Linked DNA regions of Homo sapiens: region 2 is linked to region 1. The links are chromatin contacts, found by Hi-C or POLR2A ChIA-PET in ENCODE. All regions are on one chromosome and are shown on one strand. The core of a region is the stretch at or near the end of the contact, and the rest is flanking DNA. Distances in the headings are between cores, read along the strand shown.

Region 1 (6,483 bases), core at 2,794-5,293:
TTTTCAATGACATACCTGTGGTTCAATTCTTCCTCATCTTCAAACACTCCAAATGGTTTCATGGCGTCAATTAATTTCTGTGTGTAAATATGATCAATTTCTTTAGGAGATGCCAAACTAATTGGGGAGGTAATTCCATAATGCTTTTGTTGACGCTGGCTGTCCAGCACGGTGTTTCTGTTCAAGAAAATAAGAAAAATGAAACAAAAAATTTAAAGTATATACCATACTGATACACTGAATCTCTCAATCTACTCATGTTAATTTAGCTACCTTAAAAGTTTACTTAGTAATAACAGTAGTGGCAGACACTTTCTTGTAAAGGAAAAATGGGTATTTTATGTTTATGTTTATGAAGGGGCTATTCATACTGCCTGCAGCTTTCATGGTTAGGATGTTTTTTCAAGCCAAGCGCAGCATGTGTTGGCATCAAGACAATTGTACCAACACCACTCAGCTCAAACCCAGAGTTTGATTGGGATCTGTGCCAGGGCCACCTCCACTACCCTGCAGACTTAAGTCAAGTGCCATCCAGATTCTAGAATCTTTGAAAAGCAGTCAACCACTTGAAATAAAGCTTTTAGTAAAAACAATGGGTTTTTTTCCCCAGGAAAGAAATGAAAACATCCCATTAGAAGGTCCTTGTGAAATAATCTGGCTTTTAAAAAGAAATCACAATTAGATTTGTCCTTGGGAAACCGAGGTTAACATCCTCTGCTTGAATCAGAGTTTACAGTCCTAGTACTTTGTGATTCTAGTTAATTATTCTCTTCATTTTAGACTGGTACCCATACCATCTTCACATTGAAATAAAATTCTTTATACTACTGGCAATCTTTTGGAAGATACATGAGCCACCCTCCAAACATCTTAGCCATCAAGAAACTACGGTCTTGAATAAAGTACAACAGAAGTTCTGAGACTTTTTTTTCTTTTTTTTTTTGAGATGGAGTCTCTCTCTGTCTCCCAGGCTGGAGTGCATTGGGGAGATCTCAGCTCACTGCAACCTCTGCCTCCTGGGTTCAAGCAATTCTCCTACCTCAGCCTCCCAAGTAGCTGGGATTACAGGCATGTGCCACCACACCCAGCTACTTTTTGTATTTTTAGTAGAGACGGAGTTTCGCCATGTTGCCAGGCTGGTCTCGAACTCCTGACCTCAGGTGATCCAACAGTCTCGGCCTCCCACGGTGCTGGGATCACAGGCGTGAGCCCCCGCGCTCAGCCAATTCAAGTTCTGAGATTTTGAGTTTACACAAACTAATCAACTTCAAAATAAATTCTGGGACCAACAGGGGTTGGCAAAACTTCTAATTTTGCTATGAAAGTAAAAACATACACACTAAACGACCAACACTACCATTTATCTTCACCATGCTTCCATGAAGGGCCATTAACACCAAGAGTAAGAATGTAATCTCAAAATTAGAAACAATCTTTCAAGTTGAATAAATTAGCCCTGTAAAAAATAACATACAATAGAGATTGTTTAATTGTTTTTGGATTCTAACTGGTCAAAACACTGTCTTACCACTACTAAGTACACAGAGTAAGACACGCTGTAATAGCTAAAGATCTCATTAGAGGCCGGGCGTGGTGCCTCATGCCTGTAATCCCAGTACTCTGGGAGGCCAAGGCAGGTGGATTACTTGAGGTCAGAAGTTCAAGATCAGCCTGGCCAACATGGTGAAACCCCGTCTCTACTGAAAATACAAAAAATTAGCTGGGCATGGTGGCGGACGTCTGTAATCCCGGCTACTCGGGAGGCTGAGGCAGGAGATTCGCTTGAACCCAGGAGACGAAGGTTGCAGTGAACCAAGATCGCGCCACCACACTCCAGCCTGGGCAACAAGAGCGAAACTCCGTCTCAAAAAAAAAAAAAAAAAAAAAATCTCATTAGGCAGAGAGGGAGAAAGAATCAAATGGAAGATAAAATAGCCTGTATACCTTCCAAAATGACTCAAAAAAAAAAAAAAAAAAAAAAACCCCAGAAACCAAAATACTGGTTAATTTATCTTCTGTATTTATTTTGTTGTAGAACAAACAAAACTTCAATTAGTTATTTCAAGTGGTAATTTCTTTTTAAAGATTTGGCTTTTTACCTCTGAGAAAGCTAGAGCAGTGTTTTGGTATTGTTTGTGTAATACATATGTAAATATATACGGTAAGTGAATAGGACAGAGTAATTATCTACATATCTATATAGTATCACTCAATCGCAATAATCCTAAGGGGTATTGAATAAGTGCCATTTTACAGATAAGTACCTGAAAGTCAAAGAGAGGACAAGCCAGAATCTGAACTCCAAAACCTCTTTCCACTACTCCATTCTCTCCTCTCTAACTACTTCAGCTCTGACACCATGATGACGGGCCTCACTTTTTTACCTGTATGCTGACAAAGTTGGCCAACTAGCCTACTGGCCCTAAAATTCCAAATCCAGGTTCTGAACTTCCCCCATCTAGAGGGGAGGGGAAAGTAAACAACAGAATCCCACATTCCCTTCAAACCATCAATTTCACTTACAGGCAAACAACCTAGAGAAATTCTAGTTACAAGCGTACAAAGAGACACCTAAAAGAACGTTCACTGTCACATTGTAACATTAAAAACTTAGAAATAAAATAGTCACTAACAGGAAAAGAATTAAATTAGGGTGTTTTCCTACAATAGAATACAATACAATAATTAATATTAATTAATTACAACTAAAATACTAACATGAACAAAGCTCAGAGATACTATGTTGTGCTAAAGAAGTTACAGAATTCCAAGTGTGATACGAGTTATATAAAGTTTAAAAACAACTAGAACTATGCCAGTTATTATGAACACATGTGTATGTAGTAATAGCATTAAAAAACATGCAGCTCCCATGATTCGAGGGCGGAAAAAAAAGAAGTAAAATAAAAAACAGGCAGCAACGATAAACATCAAATTCAAGACTGTGGAGACATCTGGAGCAAGAGATGATTGGGACCAGAGAAGGAGGTAGGAGAGTCCTTCAGATGTATCTGGAATGCTTGATTTCTTTTTAAAATAAATACACAGATACGTATATACACACCGTGTGTGTGCGTGTGTGCATGTACGTGTATGTGTGTACAGTTACGTTTTGGGAGAAATGGGTGGTGGCTCCACAAATGATGCTTATGTTATTCTCTACATTTTTCTGCATGTTTAAATTATTTCCTAATAGACCAAAATGGAAGAAGCTACAACAAAATCTTGCCAAGTACGGGAACTGTTTCTGACTTATCAAAGTGTGAACAAGAGGTACAGACCGGTAGATGTTGTGGGTAGGTGGGGAAGCAGGGGGTGAGGGAGAGGGTGGGGACGGCGGTGAAAAGACTGTAGCCTCATATGAAAGAGAAACCCTTGGGCTGCGATAGGTCTTTCACTCCTGAAGACCTGGAGACAGCCGGTCGGGAAGGGAGGAGGGGGAGGCAGGGGGATGGTATTTGCGCCAATGCAGACAGGAGCAGACGGGCTCAGACAGTGCTGGGGGCAGGCGAGTGACCGACAATTTCTCCCTACGGACACAGGCACCTCTTTCCCTCCTCATCCTTTTCTGAGGGCGTCCTCGGAGGCGGGACAGCTGGGGACTCCCGGAGTCCCCGAGTCCGTGCAGGGGTGGCCAGGTGAGCCGCCGGGTTTAGGGGAGGTGCCCTTGCGGACCGGCCGGGAGCCGGGAAGGAGACCATCCCGGCGAGCTGCGTGCAGGGCGCAAGGGACAGGGAACGGAAACAAGGACACAGTCGGACCACCTCAGCTCACCCCTACCCGCCTCACCCCAACCGCCGCCCCCCACCACTTACGCAGACATCTCTTTCATCGCTTCCTGCGTCTCCCTCTCCAGCGAGTGTTTATCGCTCTGGAGTCCTGTTCTTGCTGTTCCCTTCTCCCCCTGTTCACTTTCCTCCGGTCGCTAGTAGCTCGCTTGCTCGCTCACTTTCCCACTTACTATGGCTGAGGCATCCAACCGAGTAGTGAAAACACCACAAAACCGGCTCTATTTATGACAATACAGCGCGGCCGACGCCAATATGGCGCCGCTTCCCAGCCTGCCTCTCGCAGGTCTCAGCCCCGCCCCTGGAGGTCTGGACCACCCTCAGCCACGCCCCCTCTGCCTTTAGGTCCCGGGAGGCTCCGGGGCCCCGCCCACAAGCTCAGGGCTCTCAGTATACCGTTGGTTCGAAGGAGTATTTATTTGGTACTCTCCTTTGTCCGCGGTACTGTCAATGCCGGTAGACCGCTTGGAAGGAAATTTGGAGATATGTTTTCCTTGCCTCTCGAATGGCAGCATATATCATACATTTTTTAAAAAGGTCACACCCTTGCCTAGCAAAAACTATTTCAACGCCTCCGTTATCCTACATCTTTGATTTAATTATAGTTATACATAATTAACTCACCAGTTGAGATTTTGTCTCGAAAGGGTCACACCCAGGAACATACGACTTTCACACAAGTATCCCAGGGAAAAACAAGCTTGTAAATTGGAGGCTTAACTGTTCACTTCACCCCTAAGTACCACCTTTGATTAGTGACATTCTGGCATTTAGCTGACAGAGGTTGAAAATAGTAGCTAGCAGTTTGCAATAGGATAAATCCCAGGCTGAAACAAAAATCTTACACTTTTAAATAGTGGAAATCATGTTCGATGTGAGTGTGGGGATGAAAATGAGAAAATAATAACCAATTTTAAAATGCTGAAAGGTAGAAGTAATTTCAAGCACTAAATCATTACAAAGAAAAGGAAGTCAAGAACTGCTTGCTCTTGAACATAACTCAGAGTCACAGTAAATAGAGGAGATTACTTGCTGATTAATTCATTAAAAAATATTTATTGAGGCAAGATACAGTGGCTCACACCTGTAATCCCAGCACTTTGGGAGGCCAAGGTGGGAGAATTGCTTGAGGCCAGGAGTTCGAGAACAGCCTGGGCAACATAGTGAGACCCTGTCACTACAAAAAGTTTTAAAAAAATTAGCTGGGCATGGTGGCCCATGCCTGTAGTCCCAGCTACTCAGGAGGCTGGGGTGGGAGGATCTCTTTGAGTCCAGGACGTGGAGGCTGCAGGAAACCAGGATGGCACCACTGCATTCCAGCCAGAGTGATAGAAGGAGACCCTGTCTCAAAAAAATAAATAAATAAATAAATAAATAAAAACTACAAAACATATTTTTGAAAACCTGAGCAAGGTGCAGTGGCTCTTGCCTGCAATCCCAGTGCTTTGTGACGCCAAGGCTGGTGGATCACTTGAGGCCATGAGTTCTATTAAGACCAGCCTGGCCAACATGGCAAAAACCCATCTCTACTTAAAAGCAACAACAAAAACCTGACGTGGCCTGGTGTGGTGGATCACACCTGTAATCCTAACATTTTGGGAGGCTGAGGCGGGTGGATCACTTGAGGTCAGGAGTTCGAGACCAGCCTGGCCAACATGGTGAAACCCCATCTCTACTAAAAATAGAAAAACTAGCTGGGTGCGTGGTGCGCCTGTGATCCCGGCTACTCAGCAGGGTGAGGCAGGAGAATTGCGTGAACCCGAGAGGCAGAGGTTTTTTTGAGATGGAGTCTCGCTCTGTTGCCCAGGCTGGGGTGCAGTGGCGTGATCTCTGCTCAGCCTCCTGAGTAGGTGGGATTACAGGCATGCACCACCACGTCCAGCTATATTTTTGTATTTTTAGTACAGACGGGGTTTCACCATGTGGGCCAGCTAGTCTCAAACTCCTGACATCAGGTAATCCGCCCACCTCGGCTTCCCAAAGTGCTAGGATTACAGATGTGAGCCACCACACCCAGCCAAGCAGTGTTTTATTATTTATTTATTTATTTATTTTTGAGATGGAGTCTTGCTCTGTCACCTAGGCTGCAGCACAGTGGCATGATCTTGGCTCACTGCATCCTCTGCCTCCTGGGTTCAAATGATTCTCCTGTCTCAGCCTCCCGAGTAGCTGGGACTACAGGCGTGCGCCACCACGCCTGGCTAATTTTTTGTATTTTAGAGATGGACTTTCACCATGTTGGCCGCACATCTCAGCCTCCCAAAGTGCTGGGATTACAGGCGTGAGCCACCGCTTCCAGCCTAATTTTTGTATTTTTAGTACAGACAGGGTTTCACCATATTGGTCAGGCTAGTCTTGAACTCCTGACCTCGTGATCCGCCAGCCTCAGCCTCCCAAAGTGCTGGGATTACAGGCGTGAGCCACCATGCCCGGCCACGGTGTTTTAATCAATTGCTTTTCTTCCCATTTTCCTGTCTTTGTTAATCTACCTGGGATTTAATGACAGTCCCTAACCCCCATCTCAATAAGGATACTGTATTTTTCCCAACCCCAATTTCAATAAGGACATTTTTCTTATTTGCAGTGTATATTGTAACTGTATTTGTTAAGTTAAAAATTTTCAAATGACAAAACTAACCCATGCGCATAAAAAAAAAGAGCGGACGTCTGTCCCTCCTTTCCATCTCTTGCCCAG
Region 2 (6,483 bases), core at 2,066-4,565, 440 kb after region 1:
GGAAGTTACTGTGAGGCGAGGCTAGCCATCCATTTGTAAAGAGCACAGACGTGATTGGCATGGGCTGACGACTGAAAGAAAAATTCCCAAAACAGTTTGATTTTTAAGTTGAGTTTGAAGTTGAGTTTCACCATGAAAATTGTGAAAAGGAATGGGTTGAGTGTATCTCATTTTGAGGGAAACAATCTTACTGACCTTTTTATTTGGGAACTCACAACTAAGGGAACAGTAATGGGGGATTTGGGAAGTAATGTGAGCAAAGGTAGGAATTTCAGAGAGACCCGAGGCAACATGGAGTATTCTAGGTGAGGAAAAGGAAATATTAGAGGCAGAAAGATAAGAATGAGGTCACATATCAGATATTGGAATCAAAGTTAGGATGCTAGAATTCCTTTAATGATAGCAACAAAAAACAAGAAACAAACAAAAAACAAACAAACAAAAAAACCCAAACAGATAATACAGAAACAACCACAAAAACAGTTCTTTTAACCACAAGTTAGTGGTGTAGAATGAAGCCTTGAAATAGCAAGCTAAAAAAAAAAAAAAAAAGGTTATATCGAGCATCCCTTAAGAAACACAGAAGACTTTGAGACTAAAAGTAGATATAATTCTTAGCATGGAGGTAATGAATGACACATTCCAGAAAATGAAGAAAGGATGATAGACAAAGACATGCAGGTCCAGTCAGATCTTGTTTACGTGTTTCTTGGATTCAGTTATCCAAGATGTCAAATCTGGACCATAAGTGAGATGGTTCCAAAGCCTTACCCAATACAAGCAGCACCTGAGGTGGGCATCTTTCTGGTCCCTTGGTTCAGCTCATCTTGCAAAGGGTTCCTTTGCACTCCCTAAGTAAGAGATGAATTGAGGCCAGGTTGAGAAACAGGAAAAGGGAGAGAAACTTCTTGGAATTGCATGAGCAGAAACCATTCTTAGAAAGGCTGGCTGTCCTAATACAGTTAAGTGTGTAGGCATAATGCTCCCAGTGTTCCCAGAGGCTGAGTTGGAAGAAGCCACGTGGGAAATTGGAAATAGCGTGGCTCCTTTGTCCTTGCTATATTCTGCTCTGTTTTTCTTAGATGTTGGAAAACTCTCCTTGAATCCTGTCCTTCCACTGCTTATGAAAGCAGGGGATTACATTACCTCAGACCTCTTCTACAGTGAGAGAAGGTTGATTACAGTTATCAACTGGAATTGTGGAGAAAAATGAGAAAAGATTAGGCATCTATAACAAGAAAAAGGCAGAGCATGAGTCTGTAGGGCAGGGCAGCTGCTAGCCAGGTGGAAGTGAAAGTCTAGGTGCAAGTGGTCTGGGAGGTGGAGGCTGACCCTGCTGGTAGAAGCTCAAACCTGCATTAGGGAAAGGAAACTCGGACACTGTTTTCTCCTCTCTGTCCACAAATGAGGAATAATAGAGCCATTTTCTGTTCTTATTCTGGGGATAGGGTGTGTCCCAAGAGAGGTCACATTCTAAGACCCTGTCCAGTTTGAACTGAGGCATGACCATCTTGATCAGTCGTAGGAGATTTCTATGAGGAAGTGAGATGGGAAAGGGTAGGGCCTCTTATCCTAATATACTCAAATTGGTAACATTAATTATCCATCAGATAAGAAATCAGGGCCTCGCCTGGCATCTCTGACAGCAGTAGGATGGGAGCTCTCTGGAGGTTTCCAGCTGCCTCGATGGCGGCTGGCTGTGGGTGATTCCTGGACCAGGTGCTGGGAGCATTCTACAAGATCACCTAGGGTAGTGCCTGATGAGAATGAGGTGTTGGTAAAATGGAGCTGTCTCATTGTGCTTCGACACTTAATTGTACACTGTCTCTTCAATGACAAAGTGAAGCCTTGAGGGTAGGCCCCATATCTGCACATTAAAATTCCTCAGGATCTCTTACTAAACTGGCATGCAGTAGCCAGAAATGTAGCCGGTGAAACTTTGTTGTTTAGCTATTTAAGTGGTGAGGGAAGGAGAAGAGGTCCCAGAAAAAAATCTCCCAGCCATTGGGAAGGGAGGTGTTCGTGGTGGTGGGGAGAGGACTTGTGGGTGGTTAAGCTTATTACCCTGATTAACTTGGTTAGCTTGTTACCCTGATTAACTTTATCCAAGTGTTTCATATGCTTAGAGCTTATCTGATCTCCACATGGGCCATGAAAGCTACTGGGGCTGGGAACTCCTGCCCATTACCAATTAGAACTGGGGTTATGACTAAAAACAAAAGAGCTTTACTTTGTGTAGCACTCCACCATTTTCATTTTCATTTTCTTTTCTTTTCTTTTCTTTTTCTTTTTTTTTTTTTTGAGATGGAGTTTCACTCTTGTTGCCCAGGCTGGAGTGCAATGGTGTGATCTTGGCTCACTGCAACCTCTGCTTCCTGGGTTTAAGCGATTCTCCTGTCTCAGCCTCCTGAGTAGCTGGGATTACAGGCAAGGGCTACCACGCCTGGGTAATTTTTGTATTTTTAATAGGGATGGGGTTTCATCATGTTGGTCGGGCTGGTCTTGAACTCCTGACCTCAGGTGATCCACTGGCCTCAGCCTCCCAAAGTGCTGGGATTACAGGCATGAGCCACTGCACCTGGCCCACCATTTTTATTTTCTTACTTTCTTTTAAAATAGTTTTTAAATTAAGGTATGACTAACATACAAAAAAGCTATAAATATTTAATGTACACAGTTATCCCTCGGTATCCTTGGGGGATTGGTTCCAGGACCACTACAGAGACCAAAATCTGGGGATGCCCAAGTCCCCTATATAAAACAATGTGGTATTTGCATATCACCTATTCACATCCTCCTGCATACTTTAAATCATCTCTAGATTACATATAATACCTATTACAATGTAAATGCTATGTAAATAGATATAAATATAGCATATTTTTAAATTTGTATTTTAAAATTGCTGTATTGTTATTTTTTATTGCTTTTTTTCCCAAAAATTTTTGGCAGGTGGTTGGATGAATCTGAGGATGTGGAACCCGTGGATATGGAGGGCTGACTCAATGCCTTGATGAGCTTGAAGATAAGTATATACCCCCGAAACCACCACCACAAACAATGCCATAAACTTAACCACTGCCTCTAAAAGTTTCCTCTCTCCTTTTTTCTACAATAAGGATATTTAACATAAGATCTACCCTCTTAACAAATGTTTAAGTGTATAATATAGTATTGTTAACTATATGCACTGTGTCGTACAGTAGCTCTCTAGGATTTACTCATCTTGCATAACTGAAACCATGTATCTTTTGATCAACACTTCTCCAGTTCCCCCTCCTCCCAGCCCCTAGTAAGACTATTTTAGATTCCTCATATAAGTGAGCACTTCACTGTTTTCAAACTGCATTTGTAAAGTTGATCTCCAGGTAGAGTTGCAAGATAAAGTACAGGACACTCAACTACATTTGCATTTCAGATAAACAACAAATAATTTTTAAATATTGCATGGTTCATACCTAGACCAAAAAATTTTGTTGTTTATCTGAATCTCAAACGTAGTTGGGCATCCGGTATTTTTTGTTGTTGTTGTTGTTATTGTTGTTAAATCTGGCAATATTATCTCCAGGCAGAAGACTAGAATTGTGGTTAAAGCACAAACACTGCTAACATAGAAGTGGTTAGTACTTCAAGCTCTGCAGCTTATTAACTTGGTGTCTTTGGGGAAGATTTCTTTTCTTTTGAGTTGGAGTCTTGCTCTTATTGCCCAGGCTATAGTGCAATGGCGTGATCTTAGCTCACTGCAACCTCTGCCTCCAGGGTTCAAGTGATTCTCTTGCCTCAGCCTCCAGAGTAGCTGAGATTACAGGTGCCTGCCACCACGCCCGAGTGATTTTTGTATTTTTAGTAGAGATGGGGTTTCAACATGTTGGCCAGGCTGGTCTCAAACTCCTCACCTCAAGTGATCCACCCGCCTTGGCCTCCCAAAGTGCTGGGATTATAGGTGTGAGCCACTGAGCCCAGGCTTCTTCTTCTTCTTTTTTTTTTTCCCTTGCAACCATAATTTTCTTGTGTGTCTATCACGCATTGTGTGCCAGGCTGTGCTGTGAGAACTTCATGAGATAATGCACATACAGGCTCAACACATAGTGCTTGCTAAGAAAGGTATCGTTATTCTCTCATTCAAGCCTAGCACAAAAGACATGTGAGGAAGACACTGAGTCTTCATTTTAGAGAGGAGGAAACTGAGGCTCAAGGTTGTGAAGAATCCTGGTGAGGCTGATTTGAACCTGGATTCCAGAATCCTGCTCTTTTCTCCTTAGGCGGCTGGTGGGAAATTGCCAGGTGATTTCCAGGCCAGGGCCTTGCATTGTAGACTGCCAGTTCAGATGTCTTAGATGGGACTCAGAAGGTGGGATTGAAAGGGGCAGTGGTGCAAACCCAGTGGAAATGGTTGCTAAACACAAAAGACAAGTAGGCGGTGTCTTCTTGGGCCAAACTCCCCAGTAAGCTGCTATCAGTAGCATTTGCTCAGGAGTGAAACACACACAAAGTCTGTTCCTGAGAACTGCTAAGCAAGTGAACTTCCCCTTCCCTTGGGTCAGCACTTTCCCTCTCAGGGAGGCCTGGAGCCCTTGGGAGCCTCTTGCTTCTGTGATCCCTCTCCAGCCCCATGGAGGAGGGATGCTGGCTTGAGTTCCCCATGTGGGGGTGGCAGCTGGCCTTCGCCACGGCTCCCACCTAATGAAAACATTGCAAGATGGACAAAGCATAAAGCAAAGCAGAGACACTGATGTGTGGGCAGGTGTGGGCAAAAAAAAAAAAATAAAAAATAAAGTTCCAGCACGCAAAGTTGAATTGCTGACACATGGGGTATCTTAATAGTGTGGGAAAAGGGGATTATGAGATCAAAGGCCATGATAAGAGGGAGATTATTTAATCACAACTCTGCCACAAAGAGGGACAGTCATATAGGAAGAGCAGGCACTTACACATGCCCATTTCTTTGATTTCAAAGTGTGAAACACTCCACCAGATTCCACACAACCTGCTCCCACTCCTGACTCCCCAACCCTCCCGCCCCTGCTGCCTCCCACCACTGCCTGCTTTTGCTGGTAGAATGCAAGACCTCTAGTGCACACCAAATTTGCTTCCCTGGGATTTTATTTCCAACTCATATTTTTATTTTTTCATAGCTAAGTGTTTTTCTCTGGCTTTTGAACATCCTGGCTTTTGCTTGAAGTCTCAGCCCATGTTCTTTATTTGGTGGTAACATTAGGAGTCAATTTGGAGGTTTTAAACAAATTATTATTATTTCATTTTTTAAGAAAAGGAAACCGGTTTGCCAGCATTATTGCTAATTCTTAAAATTCAAAGCAGTTTGTTAGAGACTGTTCTTTGGTCTTGGAGATGGAGCCGAGTTTGGTTTATAGCCCGTTGTCTTCACACCCATCTTGGTGACTAATACTGTAAGATGGATTTCCTTTTTTTTTTTTCCTTCCTTGAAGTGGGTTTCAAATTCCCAAAGAATTTCTGGGAGGGGAAAAAATCCTTTAATTGAAAGCAAGAGAAAACAAAACAATAAAAACATAAGAGAGCGACAGAAATATCATGTTTAATGAAACCAAGTTCCATCCCTGCAGATGGAGGCACAGAATGACCTAAAGATAGAAAAACAAGTTTCTTTTATGTGCCTTTTAAAGCTCGGTTTTATTTTGAGGGTTGCCTGTGTGACTGACCAGAGCCTCACCGAGCCCTTTAGAGAGCAGGCAAGAGGAGTCCAGCCGCCCTCCACCTCCTTCGAGTCTCCCAGGCATAATGCACACTCAGACACTTTCCTCCTGGGGCCTCAGTTTCTTCTTTGTAAATGGGCAGATTCTTGTCTACCTCCATGAGTTTTTGTAGGATTCTTGGAGATGAGTTAAGGAAAGTTCTTGGCACAATGTCTGGCCCTTTTGAAATGATGCTGGCTATTCTTGTGGCCTGATCTTCCCCACCTGTGAGGCTCTGTGTGCAGGCAGACCATAATCTTCCATCGAGTAGGGCTGGGCTTTGCACACCTGAGAGGCCTCCTGGGCCCTGATGATACCCGTGGACTGAACAAGTAACCAAGAATAACAGAATCATTCAGGCAGGTTTCTTAAAATAAACTAAGAAAGAAACCCTGAACATCCTTTTTAAACAAATTAGGCAAAACACAGAAAAATAAAACAAATTTTTAAAACTCCACAAATCTGTAATTAACTCTATTTCATTAGTAATTAATGACTTGAAAGTTTTCCTATTCTGCTGTCAATTCTTGCATCTCTTTGAAAACCTTTCTGTCTTTTCCACCTTCTATCTATGGAATTACTCTCCCAGAAGGTTGAGAGGACTTGGGTATGTTTTGAGGCTAGAAATGGATTTGACCCTTATCCATTAGAAAAGGGGCCGGGTACAGTGGCTCATGCCTGTAATCCCAGCACTTCAGGAGGCTGAAGCAGGCGGATCACCTGCCATCAGGGGTTTGAGACCAGCCTGGCCGACATGGCGAAACTCCATCTC

What was found. Hi-C counts contacts between places; a loop is a spot of excess contacts on that map. ChIA-PET counts read pairs that join two places held with the same protein, here RNA polymerase II (POLR2A). Pooled maps may share reads with other maps.
Region 2: a loop to region 1 is called in a pooled map, with 6 times the contacts of the local background. The contact joins the enhancer-like site here to the promoter of PAPOLG in region 1. A Hi-C loop is called at or near these places in 1 of 37 single-sample maps with no recorded cell type and 4 of 50 pooled maps. POLR2A ChIA-PET finds 5 or more read pairs at or near these places in 1 of 52 experiments (OCI-LY7).

The regions. Positions count from the first base shown.
Region 1 is chr2:60,753,828-60,760,310 of GRCh38, reverse strand. It overlaps PAPOLG (poly(A) polymerase gamma), which reads right to left and starts at 4,043. Exons shown (of 22, transcript NM_022894.4): 1 at 3,816-4,043; 2 at 16-177. The coding sequence starts at 3,832. RefSeq lists enhancers at 684-1,183, 3,818-4,127.
Region 2 is chr2:60,308,488-60,314,970 of GRCh38, reverse strand. No RefSeq gene overlaps it. Among named protein-coding and RNA genes, the nearest start is that of MIR4432, 76 kb to the left of the region's middle. RefSeq lists an enhancer at 3,685-3,754. Within about 2 kb of position 3,315, at least 2 of the 41 ENCODE cell types and tissues checked have a DNase peak (open chromatin) inside an H3K27ac peak, as active enhancers do; they include OCI-LY7, where a contact is called at or near this core.